Regions from separate parts of the Mus musculus genome. Here region 2 is linked to region 1. A link is a loop called in an ENCODE intact Hi-C map of the cell type or tissue named here. Cell type or tissue: gastrocnemius. All regions are shown on one strand. Each heading gives the region's core, and the rest is flanking DNA. Links, peaks and the distances in the headings are about the cores only.

Region 1 (5,385 bases), core at 263-5,262:
TGAGCAAGCCAGAGGAAGCAAGCAAGCCAATAAATAACATCCCTCCATGGTCTCTCCATCCACTCCTGCCTTTTACCTTTTTGAGTTCTCGTCCTGACTTCCTTTAGTGATTAACAGCAATGTGGAATTGTATACTGAATAAACCCTTTCCTCTCCAACTTGCTTCTTGCTCATGTTTTGTGCAGGAATAGAACCCCTACTAGGACATTCCTCTCTGCAGCATGCTCCCACCGAGATTTGCTACTGTGACATCAAAGGCTTGGTGACTAAGCAACTATGAAGCAGTCTCTGAAATCATAGGCAGAGTGAGTTTTCGGTGTTTTAAGTTGACCACCTTGGGTATTTTGCCACACGTATGGAAGGCAGACTAATGCAAGGGAGTCAGTGATGCTGACGGACACATTTTAATTAAGTTTGCATCCTGACCTGAAGCGAGTCATGTTAGTCCCTGATCTCCACATGTCTTTTACAGATGGGCACTATATTCAAAATACAATTCCAAAAGCTTAATGATTTCGTGATTGTCTCATCAAAACCTAAGCCAAGTGCAACACTACCTCCAAACACAGAACATTTTTCAAACACGATGTGTAAACTCACAGAAGTAGGGAAATAGAGGCTGTTCCAACTTCATACGTTCATCTGACTCTGTGTGTGTGTGTGTGTGTGTGTGTGAGAGAGAGAGAGAGAGAGAGAGAGAGAGAGAGAGAGAGAGAGAGAGAGAGAATGTGTGTGTTTGAGTGTGTGTGTATGTTTTAATTGAATTTCCATCACTGTATGGCCTTTTTTGTAAACTGTCACAGTGTAACTCATTCCACCCTTGAGGCTATCCCAGTAAAGAGGGTGCTTCCTCCTCATGAAAAAAAAAAAATTCCACAAAACTAAAATTTTTCATGGTATACCAAGTTGTACATGAAAACCCAAAGTTATGCTCTTAATTATGTATGATTCTCTATGAGAAAAGAGTCTGCTGTGAGTCCTGCAGAAAAGTCTCCATGTTCTTGTTAAAAAGAAACATGATGTGAGATGAAAAGAAGGAAGCATCTATTGTATTTAAAGGTCAGCATCAAAAGCGGTTGCCTTTTGGATCAGGACACAGTCCAGTTGGTCTGGGAGTCACTTCAAGGCTGAAAGGGAGGGGCAGCTTTGTAGAAGACATCAGGGCAGTGCTGGGCCTGAGGGGCTGTGCTGCTTGGCAGCTCACAAAACTATGCCTTAAGTTGGTACAGAATGAGCAAAGAAAATGCCTGGTATTCAAGAATTGAATCTTAACTGGGAGTCAGGATTGCACTTTTGATTTTCAAGGGTAGTCCTTTACAAATCACACACACACACACACACACACACACAGAGAGAGAGAGAGAGAGAGAGAGAGAGAGAGAAATAGAGAGAATTGTGGTGTGTATGTATGTGTGTATTTATTGTGGGTTGAATGTGGCTGGACCCTTTTCTTTATCATCTGGTTTTAGCTTCTTATATCCTTAGAAGAGGGAAGAAAAATAATGTGAGTGAAAGAAAATATCATTTAGCCATTTAGCAAGCAACCTCAGCCCTCCACACACACAGCTCTTTAAAACGGTTGCGTCAGAGGAAAGCTAACCTTGGAAGCATGAAGGCTGTAGAAAACTCTGAGCCAAAAGAAGCAGCAATAGGTGTGGTACTGATTCCGTTCACTGTTACTCACCAATAACCTGGTTCAGACCCTTCATGCGTGTGTGAGCCTCTACTGTGAGGTATTCCCAGAGGGCTCAGCCCTAAGGGATCAATCATCTAGATTCACCACACTCGGCGGCTGCTGCCGCTCATTTGGCGTGAAATAGCTGGAGCTTTCAAATGTTGTTTGGTTGGGTCGGGTTTGAAATGACTTTGAAACATCCTTGTTGAAAATTATAACAGAAACTCCAAATCATGGGCTTGTCTCTCAGAAGAAGCCAGTATGGATGTAGAGAGATCCTGGGGTGGAAGTATTCAGAAAATTGACTATAACTGAAAGCAGAAGAAAGGGAGTGAATAAATAATGAAATATAAAGTGAGAAAGGAACAAATTTGAATCCTGCTGACGCAATTTCTTTTCAAAAGATCAAAGCAAGAGAGATAGTAAAAGAGATTTTAAGTGTCAGGAAGGCAGGAAGAATGGTTGCTTATATATGCTGTTAGTTCCCCCAGTTTCTGAATGTTCTGGAATGCCTGTCAATTTCTGCATATAGAGGATGCTCTGAGTGCTTCTTCATCTAACAAGACATCAGGGGGAGATCCCCGTAAATATTGCTCTTACGTTCCTTCCCATTGATAGTTTCCTTAGCACTGACAGTACCTGTGTGATTCCTTCTTCAGCTGCTTGTGAAACCTCTCAGAAAACAGTGATTGACAGGAAGGCCCTGTTTATGAAGATGCTGACCTCAAGGGGGCGCTCAAAGGGAGGAGTGCTGTAGAAGGGTCAAGTTAAGAACCTGACTGGGTTCATAGGAATGGGTTGAGCTTTTTCAATTAAGAAGTCGGTTTCAAAAATAAAAACAAGAACACATTGCTTCTGCACAGCAGAATCTTCCGTTCTTTTTAAAATCATGACTTTTGGAAAATGTCACTGAGCTAGTCTCCTACTACTTAGCAAAGTTGTCCTAAAATTTAAAAATGAAAATAAAACACAACCAAAACCAAACAAACAAAAATAAAAAACACCATAGAGTAGGAGGTATGCATTAAAAATAAGGACCGAAGGGCTACACACAGCCACTGACATTCTTAGATAAAGGTATGCTAGCATCTCTGATGTTGACAAGAATTCCAACAACCGAAATACACCAGTTTGCTCCTGCTCCGGCCACCAGCACTTCTTTCAGGTAATACCTGTCCCACCTCACAGGTTTTTGTTCTTTCTGAAGTCCCTTTGCAAATATTGTTTCAACTTGGAGAAATACATTTTGACCAGTTTTCTAAATCTTCCTGGTTGAGAATTACAAGCTCAGTAGTTACCAATTTTTCATCAGAATAATGGTAGCATTAGTGTCTCTGTCTCTCTCTGTTGCTGTCTCTCTGTCTCTCCCTCTCTCCCTGTCTCTCTCCTTCTCTCCCTCTGTCTCTCTGTCTCTGTCTCTGTCTGTCTGTCTGTCTGTCTGTCTGTCTGTCTGTCTGTCTCTGTCTCTTGCTTTGGCTCTCTCAGATTTGCTTTGCTCCAAGTAAGACAACTTAGAGCAGCCCAAGGCTGTGAGCATGTGCCAGACTGCCCTGGCTCTTGCTTGGGGGCTCAGTCATTTCATTTACTGACTCTAACTCCTCCAACTTAAGATAGGGGAATATCTTAGAGGGAACTCACCTAAGTCCTCCTGAATTATGGGCATGCTGTGTTATCCTTTAAAATCAACAGAGAAGACACTGATGAAACCTGAAAGTATGTCCCCAGGACTAAATGTTAGCCAACATTCCTTTTTCTTAAACTTGAAGAGAACAGGAATTGAACTGAAGTGAGAGCCTCTTTTACAAGCCCCTTGACCAGATCCAAGCAGGGGACCTGCCTTCCTGGTTGCAAATGAGCATTTCAAAGCAAGAGGGATTAAAGGACAGCCACAAGGTAGGCACACTGCCATCCCCCTGAGCTTCCCGGGGTGACAAACTTCTGTTAGCCTCAGAGTGCGAACATAGCAGTCCTCACCAAGGGTAACTGAGAAAATGGGCAAGCAAGGAGTCTAGGAAATGTATACCATCTGTTTATTTGGTACATACTCTGCTAGCTCAAGAACTTTCTTGTTTAGGATTTTTTGTTTGTTTTCAGTTTTGTTTTTGGTTTTGTTTTGTTTTGTTTTTCAATTCAGTAAGTATTGATCTAGTGTCCAGCCCTCACAGGGGTATTAGGCAGGTCTCTTGCCTCCAAGACCGAAGAGGAATGTAGACAGATGCCTGGCTTCTACCCAGCTCCACAGCAATGTTTTATTATGAACACATGTACGTGAGAGCGCTGTGACCCTACTGACCAGAAGCTCCACGCTAAGAACAAAAACCTAATAAAAAGGCCGCCCAGGTATGAGGGATTCCAGACACAGTTAGGGTCCCATGGCAGAGAATTTAAATGGATTTGATCAAAAGTCAAAAGAAGCCCTTTCACGTGCTCTTACTGAGGAACTTGGCGTGCAGACTGTACTTAATTGAGAGGCTTTGCTGGCCAAAGTGTGCTGGCCTCGAGCCCAATCACAGGACCCCTTGGAATAATTAGGAAAGCCATTAGTTCTTGTGCCTAATCCCAAACCACCTTGTCTGAATCTCTCCCTGCTTGGTATAGATCACAGGAGAGGTAGTGCCACACCCCCCTTCACAGCTCCAGGCCGTAAGGCAGACTCCTGCAAATGGAGATAGTCCTTTCCTTTTTTAAACACTTTATAGGTTTCATTAACTTTAAACATCAATAAAGCTCCCTCCTTAAAAAAGAAAAAGAAAGAAAGAGAGAGAGAGAGAGAGAGAGAGAGAGAGAGAGAGAGAGAGAGAGGGAGAGAGAGGGGGAGGGAGGGAGGGAGGGAGGGAGGGAGGGAGGGAGGGAGGGAGGGAGGAAGAAAGGAAAGAAGGAACTTAAGCAATTATAACTAATTTAAATGGTATTATTTTTCCTTAAGTTTCTTTACTTCTTTTTTATGATTTATTGTTTGTTTGTGTGTGTGTGTGTGTGTGTGTGTGTGTGTGTGTGTGTGTGTGTGCATATGTGTGTTAGTATGAATGCAGATGTCCATGTATCTGATACCCAGAAGAGGGTATCGGGTCCCCTGGAATTAGAGCTGTTGATGATTGTGAGCCATGGTGTGGCCCCTGGGCATGAAACCCTGGTCCTCTGGAAAAACAGCCAATGCTCTTAACTATTGAGCCATCTTTCCAGCCCCTCCTTACTTCCCCTTAACATCTTGTTACACACTCAATTTGTATTTTACTGTTTCTGGAGAGTCTAACCAAATACAGTAGCTAGCTGTCTTAAGTAAACTCAGACATCATTTAATCCCTTAAAGAGTTACTCTGTATTTTTATTTTTTAAAGAAAACAACCAAAGTGAGAAAAAAACAAATAAGAGAAAAATCTTTGAAAGCATTTGTTTTTCTTTTCCTATAAATGAGTAAATGTGGATAAATGTAGCCCTACCCCCTGTCACAGGCTGGCTCTCGCATTTCTGTATTGCCATATTGGTTGATCTGGGGAAAATATTTTAGGAGATAACGTGAAAGAAACATAGGAATTGGCTTCTTAAGTAAAATGAACTCATGCCTCAGTAGGCAATCAGTTCTAGCAAAATTTTCAGTGCTAAGGATGGCAACACACTTTTTAAAAAGACTCTGGGGGGATTTCCTTTCTTTTCATTGTTTATTATTTTGGTTTCATTTTTGACTGTATTTTTGTTAGCTGTTTCAAATG
Region 2 (5,385 bases), core at 211-5,210, 450 kb after region 1:
CTGGGATGGATCGTAAGGTTACATTTGCCACACCACTAACTGTAAGTTTAATAAAGGTGTTAGGTGAATTGAAGTTAATGGAATGTTAATTTTCTTTGCCCTATGATGTAGGCAAAACTGGTAATCCAACAAGGCAGGAACTCTGCCACTGAGCTAACCTGGCCGTGAACATTCCCCTTTAAGGCTTTACTTCCCAAACAGACATGCTGCTGGCATGAGCAGAACGTCTACAGATGCCTCTGTCTCAACAGCTGTGCAACTCCCCTTTCCCCCTTTCTATCAGAATGTATCTTTCCTTCCTTCCTTCCTTCCTAAAAGATGTTTTATTTTGTTTTGTTTTGTTTTGTTTTTGAGATAGGTTCTCTTTAGTATTTGCTGTCCTAGAGCTTGCTATATAGACCGGGTTGGCATTGAACTCACAGAGATCCATCTTCCTCTGCCTCCCAAGTGCTGGGATTAAAAACACTTTCCAGTACCTATGACAACTAGTTCTTTCAACTTTAGTATAATTTCATGTGGACAGATTCCTACTCTGAAAACTCCTTTAATTCAGTTACTTGTAACATATAAGTTCCATAGTTTATACTTTGAGATGGCCTACCATATAACCTCAGCTGGCTTTGAACTCCTAATCCTGTTGCCTATAGCTCCCAAACTGGGACTCTGGGTGTGTGTCTCCAAGCCCAGTTTATATTACAGCTTCCTTAGCTCTTCTCACCCATAATAGCTTATTATCAGGGAGAATCATCAGGTTAGAGTTTGAGCTTGCTCTAACGCTGACTGAAATCACTGGTCACGTGCCAAGCAGTACCCTCGTTCCCACATTTGCTACGTTTGGAGTTTTAGATAATGATCACCTGCATCTCTCATCCTCTTTAATTAGGAAATACTTCAAGTCCCCCAGACAAGTGAGAACCTGAGGAAAGATAAAAATTCAACACGTTTCTGATGGATCTCAGTGGAATGCTTTAATTACAAAGGTGAAACATCTGCTGGATTACCCAAAGCTACTTTTGAGATATTTCACTTGGCACTTGTTTTTAAAAGGCAAATACACGTAGGGGTGAGATGTGGGTTGTCAAGGTATTTACATGAAGGGTGTTTGAGTCCACAGATGAACCACAAGAATTGAATCAAAAATGGTTCTAAAATATGATCAAGAAGAAGAAAGGAAAGAACTTGATTTAAAATAAAAAATTCATGTTTAACCCATTTTAACCTCAATTGTTGATTCAAGGTGGGAAACCAGTTACAGAACTCTAACTCCAGGATGTCAGGCATGGAGGTACAAGTTTGTGAAAGACCTGAGGCAGGAGGATGGCGAGCTGAAGGCCAGCCTGAGCTACAAGGTCAAAGTCTGTCTCAAAAACAAAACACACACACACACATACATATATGTACAAATACACACACAAACACACATATACACAAACACACATACACATACATACACAAACACACATACAAACATACACAAATATACAGACAAACATACACATATTCACACACACAAACATACACATAAACACACACAAACACACACACAAAGACAATAAACGTCAGCAACAATCAGTGTGTGATGAAAGTATTATGTTTTTCTACACTGTCACGGACCAGCAAAGCTTCAAGCAGCTAGATAAAAGCAGACTAAAACAACAGACCAAAAGCTTTTAACTCAAAGGGATGATAAGCCCAGCTGTGCTATAGTTTATCATATATGCTGGTTTTATTTTTAAACTATCAAGTAAACATTATAAATTATGAATTCTACAGAAAATATCAGGGGCCCCTTGGTCATCAGGTTTTGGTTTTTGTTGCTGTTGTTTTGGTTTGGTTGCCTTAGACTTTATAATCCTCCTGCCTCTACCTCCAGAGTCCTGAAATTACAGGCATGCTTGCACCATGCCTGGCTTCTGCTACAGTGCTGACATATACTGAATTATTCATGTTAGACTGCCAGATGTAGTTACACTTAAATTACAAATTATTTTAGTTTTACTAAAATATGGTTTTCTTTTTTTTTAAAGACATAGACTCCACATAGTCCTGGTTGTCCCGGAGCTCACTATGTAGACCAGGCTACCCCTTAACTCCCAGAGGTCCGCCTGCCCCTGCCTCCGAAATGCTGAGATTAAAGGTGTATTCCATCATTCTCAGCCTCACTAAAATATGAAAATCATTAATGTAGGATGGCTTTCCCGAGACTGATTGACTGATTGATTGATTTTGTTTGTTCTTGAGGCAAATCCTTCATATATTCAGTGTTGTTTTCGAACTCACTGTGCAGTTCAGGATGATCTTAAACTTCTGATTGTCCTGCCTCCACCTCCCTCCTCCTGGGGTTTCAGGCATGTTCCACCATGCTTACTTTTCTATTGGGTTTTGAAAGAGTCTTGTTACCTGGCCCCAGCTGGGCTGGTACTCACTAGGCTCCCAGGTTGGCCTTGAGCTTGCCTTTGCCTCCTGCCTCTGCCTCTCAAGTCCTACAGTCACAGTCTCGTCACTGCCCCAGGTATATAAGCACTTCTAGTTCTCTTGATAGTGAGGCGCTCTATGAGACGGAGAACCACTCCAGTGAGGTTTCATTCTAGTGGCTGTGAGTTGGAGGCAAAATCGTGAGCTTGAGCCACAGCTGTGTTAGAAACATCAGAGTTTTGCTAGGTTCTGGACATTCAGACTCTGGAACTCTGGCTAGATGTGACACCCGTGACACTCTTAGATCTGTTCAAGGAATGCTGATAGTTTATCCTCTAGTTCTAAGGGACTTCCAGTTAAGCTCAGTAAGAGTCATGTTCTAAGTTTGTGACTAACAATGGTGTACTTTTATTTTTTTATATTTATGCATTTGTGTGTACATGTGTGAGAATTCCTCCCACTGCACCTTTATTGTGATGAAGAGATAATACAGGGCAGGGGTTACTACTCCCCATCTACCATGCAAATCCTGGGGATTTGATTGGCAGGTTGTTAGGTTGGCAAGCTGGCACCATTACCTGGCAAACCATCTAATCATCTAATCAGGCTAGGGTCTTTTTTCTTTTCTTTTCTTGTTTATAGAGTTGTGTGTGTGTGTATACAATTTATGATATGCATTCATGTGTGTATGGTTGTTTGTGCATGGAAACACATATGTACAGTATGTGGCATGTAAGTGTATGCCCTTATATACAATCTTCAATAGCTGTACTTCCATGTTTGCTTTTTGTTTTGTTTTGTTTTCTGTGGCTTTTGTTGTTGTTGTTTGTTTTGCTTTTGTTTTGGGGTTGTTTTTTGTTTGTTTATTTTTGAGACTGGGTCTCACTGTATCTCTAGTTGACTTGGAACTCACAGAAATCTGCTTCTACCTGCCCTGCCTTGTCTGATGAGTGCTATAATTAAAAGCACCCACCACCAAACCCATCTAGACTTCTCTATGTAGTCCAACCTATCCTCAAATTTCCCATCTGAGGATATACATGTGTTCCTATAGCCAAGCATTAGTATTAACTTTCCTCTTCCTTTTCCTCCTTCTTTTTGACACAAAGTCTTACCAATATGTAAAACACACTATCCTTGAAATTACAAAGATCTGAGCCGGGCGTGGTGGCACACGCCTATAATCCCAGCACTCGGAATGCAGAGGCAGGCAGATTTCTGAGTTCGAGGCCAGTCTGGTTTACAGAGTGAGTTCCAGGACAGCCAGAGCTACACAGAGAAACCCTGTCTCGAAAAACCAAAAAAAAAAAAAAAAAAAAAAAAAAAAAAAAAAAAAAAAAAAGAAAAGAAAAGAAAAGAAAAGAAAAGAAAAAAGAAATTACAAAGATCCAAACCCTTCTGCCTCCCCTCAATGCTGAGAATAAAGACGTGAATGCCTGATGCCTGGTTTTATTTACCAATAAAGCAAAATAATTGAATGGGCTTCTGCTACCAGAGCAAGGAAAACCTCTCCTATACAGACTTAACCAAATCTGGAGATCAACATAGTTAAAACTACCTGGAAAGGGTGTAGCAGAAACTCCCAAATAGGTCCACTGTGAACCACATTGTGTGGGGTCAGGTGTCTCCGTGCATTAAATGACTGGGGCAGAGGATTTGGCTTTTCTTGTGTGTGTGTGTGTGTGTGTGTGTGTGTGTGTGTGTGTGTGTGTGTGTGTGTTGGGGTTATAGAGGGGTGCCTCCTGGGACTGTTTATATTTAACAAGAAAGTGTGTGGGCACTGAAATTTCTCTACACATTAGAGCTCAAGTAAGCATTTAGTCATTTCCCAGAAACATCTGGTGATCAGGAGGGAAAAAACCCCAACAAAACAAAACAAAACAAAAACTAACTTAAAATCTCACTGTTTTGAATACCTCCAAGTGAACAATCTTTTCCACAGGCTCCCCTGTTTTCGGGGCCTTCTGCATGCACTATTTTGTGTGGTTTGTTCCACGTCTCCTCTTGAGTTCTGAAAGTTGCCAGCTGCAAACTCTGACATGTCAGAGGCTCAATTATATTTGCCTCAACGAAGAGAAGGTAAAAACAGAAGCGAGGAGCCAATAAAGGCTATAAACATGTTCCTACTGTTGGTGTGCTGCCGTTTATGGAGAAAACTCACTTTTAAGATTTTAATAAGCTCTCCAACTTCATTTTTTTTTTTTTTTTTTTTGTCCTTGAAACACAAAGCTCAGCTGTTTTGGCATGTTGGAAACTGAAGTTATCTGGAATTTTTAGAAAAGGTAATGTGTGGGTGGGGGCCTAACACCCTGGGCAGGTGGAGAAGTTGAACACTTTTCACAAAATATGATAAAGGAACAGCCCTTGGCTTGGAAGCTTAACGCAAACATCTGAAATGAAAATTCACTGAATAAAATAAGGGAATTGAACTGGCCATTCCAATATCTAAAGATATGAGACAGTTCTGCCACAATTAACAATGGTGTATGTGTGTTCTGTTCCCAGCACCCACATCTGTGGACCCACAACCGCCTGTTCTGATGCTCTCTGGCATCTGTGGGTACTTGTATGTATGTGGTACCCATAAACGCACAGAGACACATAAATAAAACTAATAAATCTTTAAAAATAAAAATTGTGTGTAGTGACGGGGATTGAACCCATAGCCTGTGACTATGGGCAGGGCATCTACTATTTCATTATGTCACTCTGGAGCTATCTATTGTTGAGCTACATCTCAGCTAAATTGTCCCATTTGGCTTCAAATGGCTTTTCTGTCTCTCCCTAAAAAAGTTTAGAGAATTTTTTGGATGTGGTGTTACAAACTTGTCAGGTAGGAATTCAGCCTCAGCTACATAGTAAGTTTGAGGTCTGAGGTCAGCCCAGCCTGGGCTACCTGTCTCAAAACACAAACAGAAAATGTAATGACATCATCTCTCTATATATGTATATTAGAAAAATAAACAACAT

What was found. Peaks named below come from ENCODE experiments on the same cell type or tissue, not always from the same donor. Only the 100,000 strongest peaks of a DNase experiment are listed, where the experiment ranks them.
Region 2: it touches region 1 in a loop (2.8-fold over the local background); 3 of 42 quality-filtered maps call a loop at or near these places.

The regions. Positions count from the first base shown.
Region 1 is chr10:56,837,947-56,843,331 of GRCm38, reverse strand. No RefSeq gene overlaps it. Among named protein-coding and RNA genes, the nearest start is that of Gm36769, 95 kb to the left of the region's middle. In gastrocnemius, for the core only: a CTCF peak has its summit at 2,403 (motif pointing right); DNase peaks (open chromatin) are centred at 2,403, 3,587, 3,921 and 4,171.
Region 2 is chr10:56,392,437-56,397,821 of GRCm38, reverse strand. Gm36460 (a long non-coding RNA gene) reads right to left here and starts at 2,684. Exons shown (of 3, transcript XR_871653.2): 1 at 2,401-2,684. In gastrocnemius, for the core only: no CTCF peak of the experiment used is centred there; no DNase peak of the experiment used is centred there.